Regions from separate parts of the Mus musculus genome. Here region 1 is linked to region 2. The links are chromatin contacts, found by Hi-C or POLR2A ChIA-PET in ENCODE. All regions are on one chromosome and are shown on one strand. Each heading gives the region's core, a stretch centred on a gene start or an enhancer-like site at or near the end of the contact. The rest is flanking DNA. Distances are from core to core; before and after follow the strand shown. Region 1 holds the start of Ubald2 (UBA-like domain containing 2). Region 2 holds the start of Prpsap1 (phosphoribosyl pyrophosphate synthetase-associated protein 1).

Region 1 (5,150 bases), core at 1,177-3,676, 56 kb before region 2:
TATCTTCCTTGAGAGCTGGATAATTCTTTACATAGCCTAGGCTAGCCTACAAGTCCTAATCCTCCCGCCTCAACCACCCAGATGCTGGGAATTACAGACCTTCATGTACCCCCATAGTAGCGGGTGTGGGAACTTTTTAATGAAGACCTGGAGGCTATAGGCACGTTCTCTTAAAATGTCTGTGTCCAAAGTCGACTTTGCTACTCACCGCCCCGGCATGCTGGACACCTGTAGGTACTTGTGAATACCTGCAGCCCACAATGACAGTGCTTCCTTGTTCTAGGGCAGCTCTTGGCCCGAGATCCCTGGAAGTGCAGGCTGCTGGCTGTGCCTTTGTATTTTCACTTTGCAGTTACCTTGGGGGAGCAGGGAAAGACCTTGAAACTCTACAGGGGCCACCTAGCCTACACAACCACATCTCTGCATTCAAGCAACCCGTGATAAAATAATATCAGGACAGAAAATTGTATCGGTACAGACTTTTTTCTTTTTTTAAACATGCACAGATTTCCCCTCCCTATTTCTTGAACAATACAGTACAACTATTAGTGCTTACGTTCTATTAGGTATTATAAGGCATTTTAGAGGTTATGTACAATATATGAGGCTGTGTAGGGGTTATGTACAAACGCTATGCTGTGTTATGCTATGCTACATAAAAGAAGTTGAGTGTCAACAGCTTTAGGGGACCCTGAAACACGGCTGGGGGGGGGGGGTCTATACTTGACTTCCCAGGCACACTTACAGCCTCAGCCCGTGGGCGTTTTGGGGATATCTAAAGATAATTATAGTACTCCTACCCCTTCAAAACAAACAAACAAAACAGAAGACAAAAGAAACAAGATTAACTCATCCTTGCGCCCAAAGCTTTTTGTTCTCTTCTTGTGGAGCTGGGGAGGTAGCCGGGGCTTCTGGTAGGCTAGGAGAGCTCTCCAGCCAGCTGTGCATTCATTGGTGTGCAAACATCAGTTGTAACCTTATTCTTAGCTAGATACTTTCTAAAAAACGGGCAAGTTCTCTTAAAGAGAACATTTAGTCCTTTTAGGTAAAATAAAAAGAGTTCAGTGAGTAAAGGCGCTTGCTGCCAAGTTTGTCAACCCCAGTCTGGTTTTACACCCACACCATGGAAAGCGACTCTCACTGCCTCTGCCTTCACTGGCAAAGAAATAGAAGTGAGGTTTGCTTTCTTCTGTTCTGTCCTTCTGTTCTGCACACCCTAACTAGTTAGAACCTTCGCTGTAATTAGTTCTGATGAAAAACAGTATATGTCTTCCTGAAACAGGAGCCTTCACAGTAAATTCCCAATCCGATCCTCCAGATCAGGGTGGAAACAGTTCCTGCCCGCTCCCCATGGTCTAGAATCCTTGGATAAGTGGGGCTCTTATACCATGTGTCATTTTTTCCTACCAGCCAACTTCACCATCTTGTGTACCTTAAATCATCTTTAGGTCACTTTAATACCCAATACAATGTAAGTTTCATGTGAATAGATGTATCAATGTCCTCTTGATCAGGGAATAATGACAAAGAAAATGTCTTCATGCTGAAAACAGGTACTTTTTTTTTTTTTTTTTTTTTTAAAGCATAAGGTTTTTAAACCCCGAGGCTGGATTATGCAAAGCATGCCCTGGCACTGGCTATTCCCCCCCACCCCCGTGTGTGTGTGTGTGTGTGTGTGTGTGTGTGTGTGTGTGTGTGTGTGTGTGTTTGGAGAGTTTCTCTATGTAGCCCTGCTGGCTGTCCTGGAACTAACTCACCATGTAGGCAAGACTGGCCTCGAACTCAGAGCTATCCGAATGCCTCTACCTCCCACTGAGCCCTGAAATTAAAACCATGTGGTCACTACGCCTGGTTCTTTTGTGTTGTTTTGTTTTGTTTTGTTTTGTGGTGTTAAGAAATTGAACCCAGGATCTGTCTGCCATGTTTCAAAAGTTTTCTTTTTCTTTTCTTTTTTTTTTAAGAGAGACTGTTTAGAAGCTATTTAAAAATTTAAATACTCTTGAGAGTCGAGTAGCTGCGAAGGTTCTGTGTGTTTTCTATTTTGATCGTTCTGTTTCTCGAGATGACCACATCTTTCAGAGGAAATGAGTCAAAGCCACTCCGTCTTGCTTTTCCAGCTGAGCATGTTCAGTTTCAATGAAGTAATGAATGAACTTGGCCAGCACCACCCCCACGCCTACAACAGCAAACACTGATGACCTCCACCAATCAGAACGCGGTCAGGGTTTTCGAGTTGAGTTCAAACAGGCCTACGGTAGGCCAATCAGCGCATCACGCCCCGCCTCCCGATGGCGGCCCCAGCCAACCACCAACTCGGAGGAGCCAAAACACGGAGGCTGGCCAATGCCGGGGTGCCCCCGCGGCACCGACTCCGCCAATGGGCGCGGCCAGGCGAGGAGAGAAACAGAGCGGCCGGGCCCGCCGCAGGATTCGAATCGAACGTCCGTGTGGGAGCCGGCGGCTGGCTGGGCTGCGCGTGGGCCAATCAGCGGCGTCGGCTCACGGCCCCCGAACGTTGGGCCTGGCGGCCCCGCCCCGCGCTGTTGTTTGCGGCGTCGGCGCGGCCGCGCGAGCCGAACCACAACATTCGCCGGGCGGCGGCGGAGCTGCGAGCGTGAGCCCGGGGCGGCCGCCCAGCGCCATGTCGGTGAACACGGACGAGCTGCGGCACCAGGTCATGATCAACCAGTTCGTGCTGGCCGCGGGCTGCGCGGCCGATCAGGCGCAGCAGCTGCTGCAAGCGGCGCACTGGCAGTTCGAGGTGTGCACCGGGCCGGGGTCGGGAGCGCGCGTGGGAGCCGGGGGCCGCGTAGGGGGGCCGCGGCGGGGGGGGGGGGGGCCGGGGCGGCCAGGCCTCGCTCACGCCGCTGCGTCCCGTATTTTGTCCGCAGACCGCCCTAAGCACGTTCTTTCAAGAAAGCAACATTCCCAACAGCCACCACCACCCGCAGATGGTAAGTGTTCCCCAGGGCCGCGGAGGGGGCGCTCGGTGCGGCAGGGTCGCTGTCAGCCGCGCCGGTGACAGCCATGTTGCCGGGGAGCGGCGCGCCGCGAATGTAAACAAAGAGCCAAAATGTCTTCCAGGAAAGAGCGCTCCCAGGCCGGCGCTGGCTCGCCCAACTTTGGGACCCGCCTCCAGGCCGCTGGATCGGGGCCTGAGGCCCTGTGCTGGGCGCTGTGCCCTGGGTGTAAGGGCCTTGGTGTTGGGGAGGTGGGGGTAGAAGGAAGGGAAGACGGCTTCCAGCAGGATGTTGCGATTCTGATAGCAGAGGATGGGGAAGGGGCTCGAGGATAACCAGACCTTTGGGGACTTCGGGGTGGTGGGGGACTGAGGGATTTGTGTCTTGATGCAAAACACACACACACACACACACACACACACGACTGAGGTAGGGATTTGTGTCTTGGTGCAACAAACACAGCCGTGTGCACACACACACACACACACACACCACCCACCCACCCAGTGCTGCAGGAAGCAGGGGAGGGATAGATCCACCCTGGCTCCGGAAGTCCAACTCTACCCACAAAGGTAGGCTGGCCCTTCCAAAGCCTCCAGGGAACATAACCTTTATGGAGGATATACAGATTTATATACCTAAGGTGAGGCCAAGAATTTCTTTTAATCTCAGTATGTTAAGAAACAAAACAGTCCAGGAAATAGTTCTTGGAGCCTGGATTTGTCCTCTTCCAACTTGGCTCCAGGCTAGAGCCTTTGCCCTCTGGCCAGTGGGTACCCTGCTTTCCTGAGGCCAGGCACATCCCTTCTCTGCTCTAACTCCTAGTTAGCTATTAGCTCCAAACGTGTAGGAGGGCCTGAGCCCAGGAGAGGGGTGGTAAAACATTATTCCCTAAGAGATCTGCCATTGGACTTTTTTGTTTTTTTTGGTGTCCTTGTCCCCAGGAGACAAGACTACATGTGGATCTTCTGCTGTATCTTGTTCTCAGCACTTTTTTCTTCTGACAAAAACGAGCCGCCCCCCCCCCTCCCCGCGTGGTGGCGCACGCCTTTAATCCCAGCACTCAGGAGGCAGAGGCAGGCAGATTTCTGAGTTCGAGGCCAGCCTGGTCTACAGAGTGAGTTCCAGGACAGACAGGGCTACACAGAGAAACCCTGTCGCGAAAAACAAAAAAAAAAAACAAAAACAAACAAAAAACGAGGGGGGATGCTCAGGAAGGAGAGTCTGCCTCAGTTTAAACTAGCTCTCAACATTTGGAGTAAGATTGGAAAATGAATGATGCTGTGGGCCCCAGCCACTGCGGCCAAGCTCTTAGAAAATTCAGGTGGGATTCATCATGCCCAAGACCCCCTCCTACATCCAGCCATCCAGACCTCCAGCTTCCTAGACCTGGGAGTCTTCTGCTTTCATCCTGCTCAGTGTCTTCCTATGCACAAGACTATTCAGAAAAGCATAGCCATGCTGAAGGGCCTGGAACAAGGAAGCCAGCAAGCCCCAGCTTGAACTGGATTCCCTCCCTTCCCCCACCTTTGTCAATCTGTGTGTGTGTGTGTGTGTGTGTGTGTGTGTGTGTCTGTCTGTGAGTGTCTGTGAGTCTGTGTGTTCTCCTTGGAAGCTTCCCTTGGGAGACTGCTGGTTTTGTAACTCAGACGTTATAATCAGCACACCCAGGAGGGACCTGTGCTGGAGGCCTCGCCTGCACAGTAGGGAACAGCAGCCCTGTTCTGAGAGTCAGTCCAGTTTTTAAGACAAAATAATTAGAAAACTTAAATAAAAACATTGAAGCCAGCACTTGGGAGGTTAAGGCAGCAGGATGGCTGTGAACTCTAGGTCAGCCTGGGCTATCTAGCTGCATACTGTCTCAGATAAATACTTTATATGAAGAAAAGTCAACACAAAGTGGTGATAACTGCTAAACGATTGTCCTGTAGATTGCCAGCCACAGTTGGAAGGCTGTCACAGATGATAAGGGTCCTCAGTTGTATGAGGGGGGGGGGGCAAGAAGGCATTCGTAGGGAGAGGGGAAACGGCCATGACAGGGGCTCAGAATTGAGATTATAGGAGGGGCTTTAGGAAATGGAGTTCAAGCCTTGCTTTCACCAATGCTGTAGGCCTAGAGACCTGTCTGAGCTGCCCCCAGGCAGGTGGGTACAGTCCCCTTTAACCCTCTAGGCTGTTCTCTGGAGAAGA
Region 2 (4,801 bases), core at 437-2,936:
AAAACCACTAATTTTTAAAGTGGAGCTTTCTCAAGGCAAGGTCACGTGTGATAAGTGTGACCCAATACAAACAAGCTCAACTTTCATGTTTAAAGGGATCCTTGGCCTGGACAAGACAAATAATCAGGGGCTGGAGAGATGACTCAGCAGTTAAGAGCACTGGCTACTCTTCTAGGGGTCCAGAGTTCAATTCCCAGCACCCACACGGTGGCTCACGACCATCTGTAATGAGATCTGGCGCCCCCTTCTGGCCTTCAGGCACACATGCAGACAGAACATTGTATACACGATAAATAAATCATGAAAAGAAACAGAAACCGGAGAGACTGACTGTCTCCCTGTACATATCTCCTAAACCCACTTCAAAGTCCAACTGATAATAAAACAGGTGGAGCTAAGAACTTTTGAAATATGAAAATGACTTTAAATGTTCAAAGTCAAGTCATTTACGCCAGGGAGTCCAAGTGCGCACCTGAACTGCCAGCATCGGAAAGGCCAAGGCCAGAAATATCACACCATTTAGAGTGTGACCAGGGTCATAAGACCTTATCTCAGAAACCAAAGCCCATGATGGGTGTGGTGTTCCCGCGGCAGAAGCAGGCAGATCTCCCGGCTTGAACTCTTGAGAGTGCAAGCCTCATCCATTCACTAAGTTCCAGGCCAGCAGGAGCTACGATAAAGCTCTGTCCCATAAAGGAGAAGAGAAACGATACATATTACTAAAAAGCTTATTTCACAAAGGGCCCTTAAGGCTCTTTATACCAGGGCTCTAGTTTTCTCCAAAATTGAAAAGGGGCCTTTAAGTAGACCGGTTATTATCAGCAGGGCACCGGGAGGCTCTGCTCTGCAGGATTCTTCTCCATGATTTCCGCAAAGTTCAGGCTCACGCTCCCATCCCTTCCCCATAGAAGCACCCACAGTTTGTAAGTAAGGTTTAAAAAAAAAAAAAAAAATCACGTCCTTCATCCATCCAGCATCGGTAACAACAAACAAGCCTGGAAAGACATCTCAGGGCCCCCACGGTCCCCTGAGGTCAGTGGTTAACACACGCACACACCCCTAAGCAAACACTTTTTTGTACAACTGATCCTACACACTTGTAATCGCGGCTCTCCCCCCGCCCAGCCCGAAGTACTTCTGAGTTCCCTTCTCCCTGACTGTCCTAACCCTTCGGTCTAGGATGGACCCACATCGCCTGTCGCTTTAGGGACGCCTGGAAATGGCGATGGTCAGATTCAGGGCAAGCGCAGGAAACCTCTCTAGGGTTAAGAGTGCGCCGCGGCCCTGGGACGGGGTTGGGGAGTCGGCCCAAACCTGCTGCTCCCGGGTGCAAAGGTGGAGGTGACGGGGAGAGGGGCTAGGGCCACCCCGGGGACCACCTCGCTTACTCAGTGATGCGCTTGGCCAGTTCCGTGCAGGCGGCCGTGGAGTTGGCCGAGAAGACTCGGTAGCCGGTGCGGGCTGCGTTCATGGCCGGCGAGGCGGCGGGCCGAGCCCGCGGGACACGCAGAGCAGAGCACGCGGACAGCGGGGGCAGCAGCAGCAGCTTCCTGGGCATCCTCCGGCCCGAGGCGCGGCTACAGCGGTCCGCGCGGGGCCGCAGAGGGACGAGGCGCGACACAGATGCGTCCGGATCTCCAAGCCGCACCGAAGGCGCAGCCGAGCGCCGCAGCCTCCTTCGGACCCCGCGGCAGGCCGCGCCCCTCCGCGACACCGAGTCGAGCAGCTAGAGCGTCCGCCCCCGCCGCCATCTCGGAAAAGGGCAGGGAGGTGGGCATGGCATGGAGAGCCTGTTCTGACACAGGCGCCGCTGACTCGCGTGTTCGCCTGAGTTTGAGTCTCCGGGGACAGGTATTTTAATGTCCACTATTCTGGGAGGTGCAGCCATGTTTAGTGGTACTTATAAATGTTTTCAAATTTACTGCCAGGAACTAAGATGTCCGCCCAGGGACCGGAGACAATCTAGCCTCACGCCTCTATGATGAACGAGCCTCCGGCGCTCCCCTCCACGCTTGCGCAGGCTGGGATTTATTTGAAAAGGGACAGCCGGCCCTTTCCCTTTTGCGGGCACTTAAACTAACTGCTCCAGAATCTGGACGTGGAGGCCTTCCCTAGACGTTATATCTGTGTCTGCACGTGAGGCAAGGTTGCACTCCTGCCCGTTGTTGTTCTCAGTTCTCCCACCCGTCCCCCTCAACCCCAGCCAGCCGCTCTGCCCGCATGAGTTCGCCTTGTGCAAATACAGAAGGCGCGTGTGTTCATTTACTTTTGTGTAAATAGATGAAGTCGTTCCAAAGAGACATTTGAGCCTCTCGATCTATCAGACTGTTTGAAAAACGGACCCCCAAAGAAGTAAAGATCTTCCCCCACCCACCTCAGGAATGTCATGCTGGGAGAAAAAAAAACGTGACTCCCAAAAACAGCTTTCACAGAGCTCCAGAGACTTCTCAGACCACCTTACAGGCTGAGGTTGAAGCCCATGCAAGGGCGTCTCAATGATGGTCGGGACCTTGCCCTGGAAGGGACGGCTTAGGTGGCAAATCCTCGGCCTTCTGCTTACATTTTTATCTCACTTCTGGACGGAGGACAGACTTGTGGACTTCTCTGGATTCCTCTGTTCCTCTTACCGATGTTGCTAGGTTTAATAAATCTCCCTTTTCTGCTTTCTGTTTTCAGTTCGACTTTTAATTTTAATTTTAATTTAATTTAATTTAATTTAATTTAATTTGGCTTTTCGAGTCAGGGTTTCTCTGTGTAGCCCTGGCTGTCCTGGAACTCGCTGTGTAGACCAGGCTGGACTCGAACTCAGAAATCTGCCTGAACATTGAGTCTTTCTGTGTCTGTGCACCGTGCATACACAGTGCCTGCAAAGGCCAGAAGAGGGTGTCAGATTCTCTGGAACTGTAGTTTGGAGTCAGTTGTGGGCTGCTGGGTCTTCAGGAACAGCAGCCAGTGCTCTTAACTGCTGAGCCATCCCTCCCGTGCCCAAGTTGCAATTTTAATTAACATATTGAAGAAGGTGGCCAGACCTGACTTGGACTCAGATTGTGAGCCCCAAGGTTGATTACACTAGACCTAATCAGGAAGGGCCGATAAGCTCTCTGGCCTCACCTCATAACCTGTTTCGCTAGGCCTTTTCCCTTCCTGCTCTTTAAGTAGCACATGGCAGGTACCCTCTTCAGTCTTCCTATTCTCTCAGTGTTATTCAAGGGCCAGACACCAGGGACCACCATAAAAGGGTGAAGCTTCAGTGTCTTGCACGGAATCACCAATTGCTGATACATATCTTATGCAAGGAAGGGACTTACAAAACACATTCATGACCTTGGCAACCTGAATCTGGACCATGACCCTCGTCACCCAGTCCTGGGGCACCTGCTCAATAAACTATCCCTGTCTGACTGAGATTGGTGTTTGTGTGGCTTGTGAGGCGATTTCTGGCCCCCAACACATATGATCTTATACTATGACACATACCTGAGGAAATATGAAAGGGGAAATGATGTATTTAAGTTCCTGGTTTTGCCAGTTTTAATCCAAAATCGACTGGGTCCATTGCTTCCGGTCACAGCCAAAATGGAATATCTTAATATCAGAAGTATATGGTAAGAGCTTGAAGTGGAAACTTCAATTTTCTTTGGAAAGTCAGCTGGAGATTGAAATCGCTGCAGAGAACCATTTCTAAACAGGTCCACTTCCCCCGTATCCTAGTAACCTTCCTTTTCCACTGCCTCAGGTGGGTGGTGGGCTAGAGGGGACGCTGAAGCATTTAAGAACCATCATGAAAAGTAGGTTTTGAAAAAAATCAAAGCAACAAGGGCTCCTTCCAATCTGTTCGCCCGTTCACAAGTGTCTGACTAGGGCTACCAAGGGCTCCTTAGTGAGAGCCGTCCACAGTCATCTCCCCTTGTCTCAGACCTCCAGCACTTATTGATGGGAGGAGCATCTCATACTGATGGGAGTATCCCAAACTGATGGCAGCATACCATACTGATGGGAGGAGCATCCCATATGGATGGGAGCATCCCATACTGATGGCAGCATGCCATACTGATGGGAGGAGCATCTCATACTGATGGGAGCATCCCATACTGATGGGAGTATCCCATACTGATGGGAGCATCCCATGGGGATTCAGATGCTAACTGTGACACTTAAGCAGGTGTGAACTTTGCAATCCCTGCACACATCAGCCAGCCTGAGCTCCTCCACCCCACTCCCTAATAAATCTGTGGCTCTCCATTGCTTTTGGAATAAAAACTAACTTTCCTATAGAAAAAGCAAACCATTTGCCTTTATTCTTAGGCCAAAATCTATATAGATTTTTCAAGGGGTGTAAGGCTTTCTACTCAACAGTAAGTAATTAGTTCTGTAGGTGTCTGTGTCTTTCTTCTTCTTCTTCCTTCCTCTTCCTCCTCCTCCTCCTCCTTCTTCTTTTCTTCTTTTCCTTCCCCTCCTCCTTCTCCTTCTCCTCCTCCTCTTCCTCCTTCCCCTCTCCCACTCTTCCTCCTCCTCCTCCTCCTCCTCCTCCGAGTGTGGGTGGGGAGGGGAGGAGTCAACAGTGACCTATGTAACTGAGGATGGTTTTGAACTCTGATCCTCCTACCTCCACATCCCAAGTGCTGCGATTAAAAGCCGGCATCACCACACACACCCATGTTATGTTTGGCTGGGGATTGACTCCAGGGCTTAGTGTGATCAAGCAAACTCTTTACCAACCGAGCCAAGTTCCCTATCTCCCCACCCACTGTCCTCTTACCTCTTTGTAATAAAGTAATTTGGAAACAGGAGTCTTATCAGA

The links. A loop is a pair of places that touch in the nucleus more often than their neighbours do. ChIA-PET counts read pairs that join two places held with the same protein, here RNA polymerase II (POLR2A).
Region 1: a map of left cerebral cortex shows a loop between it and region 2 (5-fold over the local background). The contact joins the promoter of Ubald2 here to the promoter of Prpsap1 in region 2. A Hi-C loop is called at or near these places in 1 of 37 maps with a recorded cell type or tissue (left cerebral cortex). POLR2A ChIA-PET finds 5 or more read pairs at or near these places in 2 of 5 experiments (both embryonic stem cell).

Annotation. Positions count from the first base shown.
Region 1 is chr11:116,431,668-116,436,817 of GRCm38, forward strand. Ubald2 (UBA-like domain containing 2) reads left to right here and starts at 2,427. Exons shown (of 3, transcript NM_176902.3): 1 at 2,427-2,761; 2 at 2,892-2,954. The coding sequence starts at 2,642.
Region 2 is chr11:116,488,660-116,493,460 of GRCm38, forward strand. Prpsap1 (phosphoribosyl pyrophosphate synthetase-associated protein 1) reads right to left here and starts at 1,687. Exons shown (of 10, transcript NM_026364.1): 1 at 1,389-1,687. The coding sequence starts at 1,558.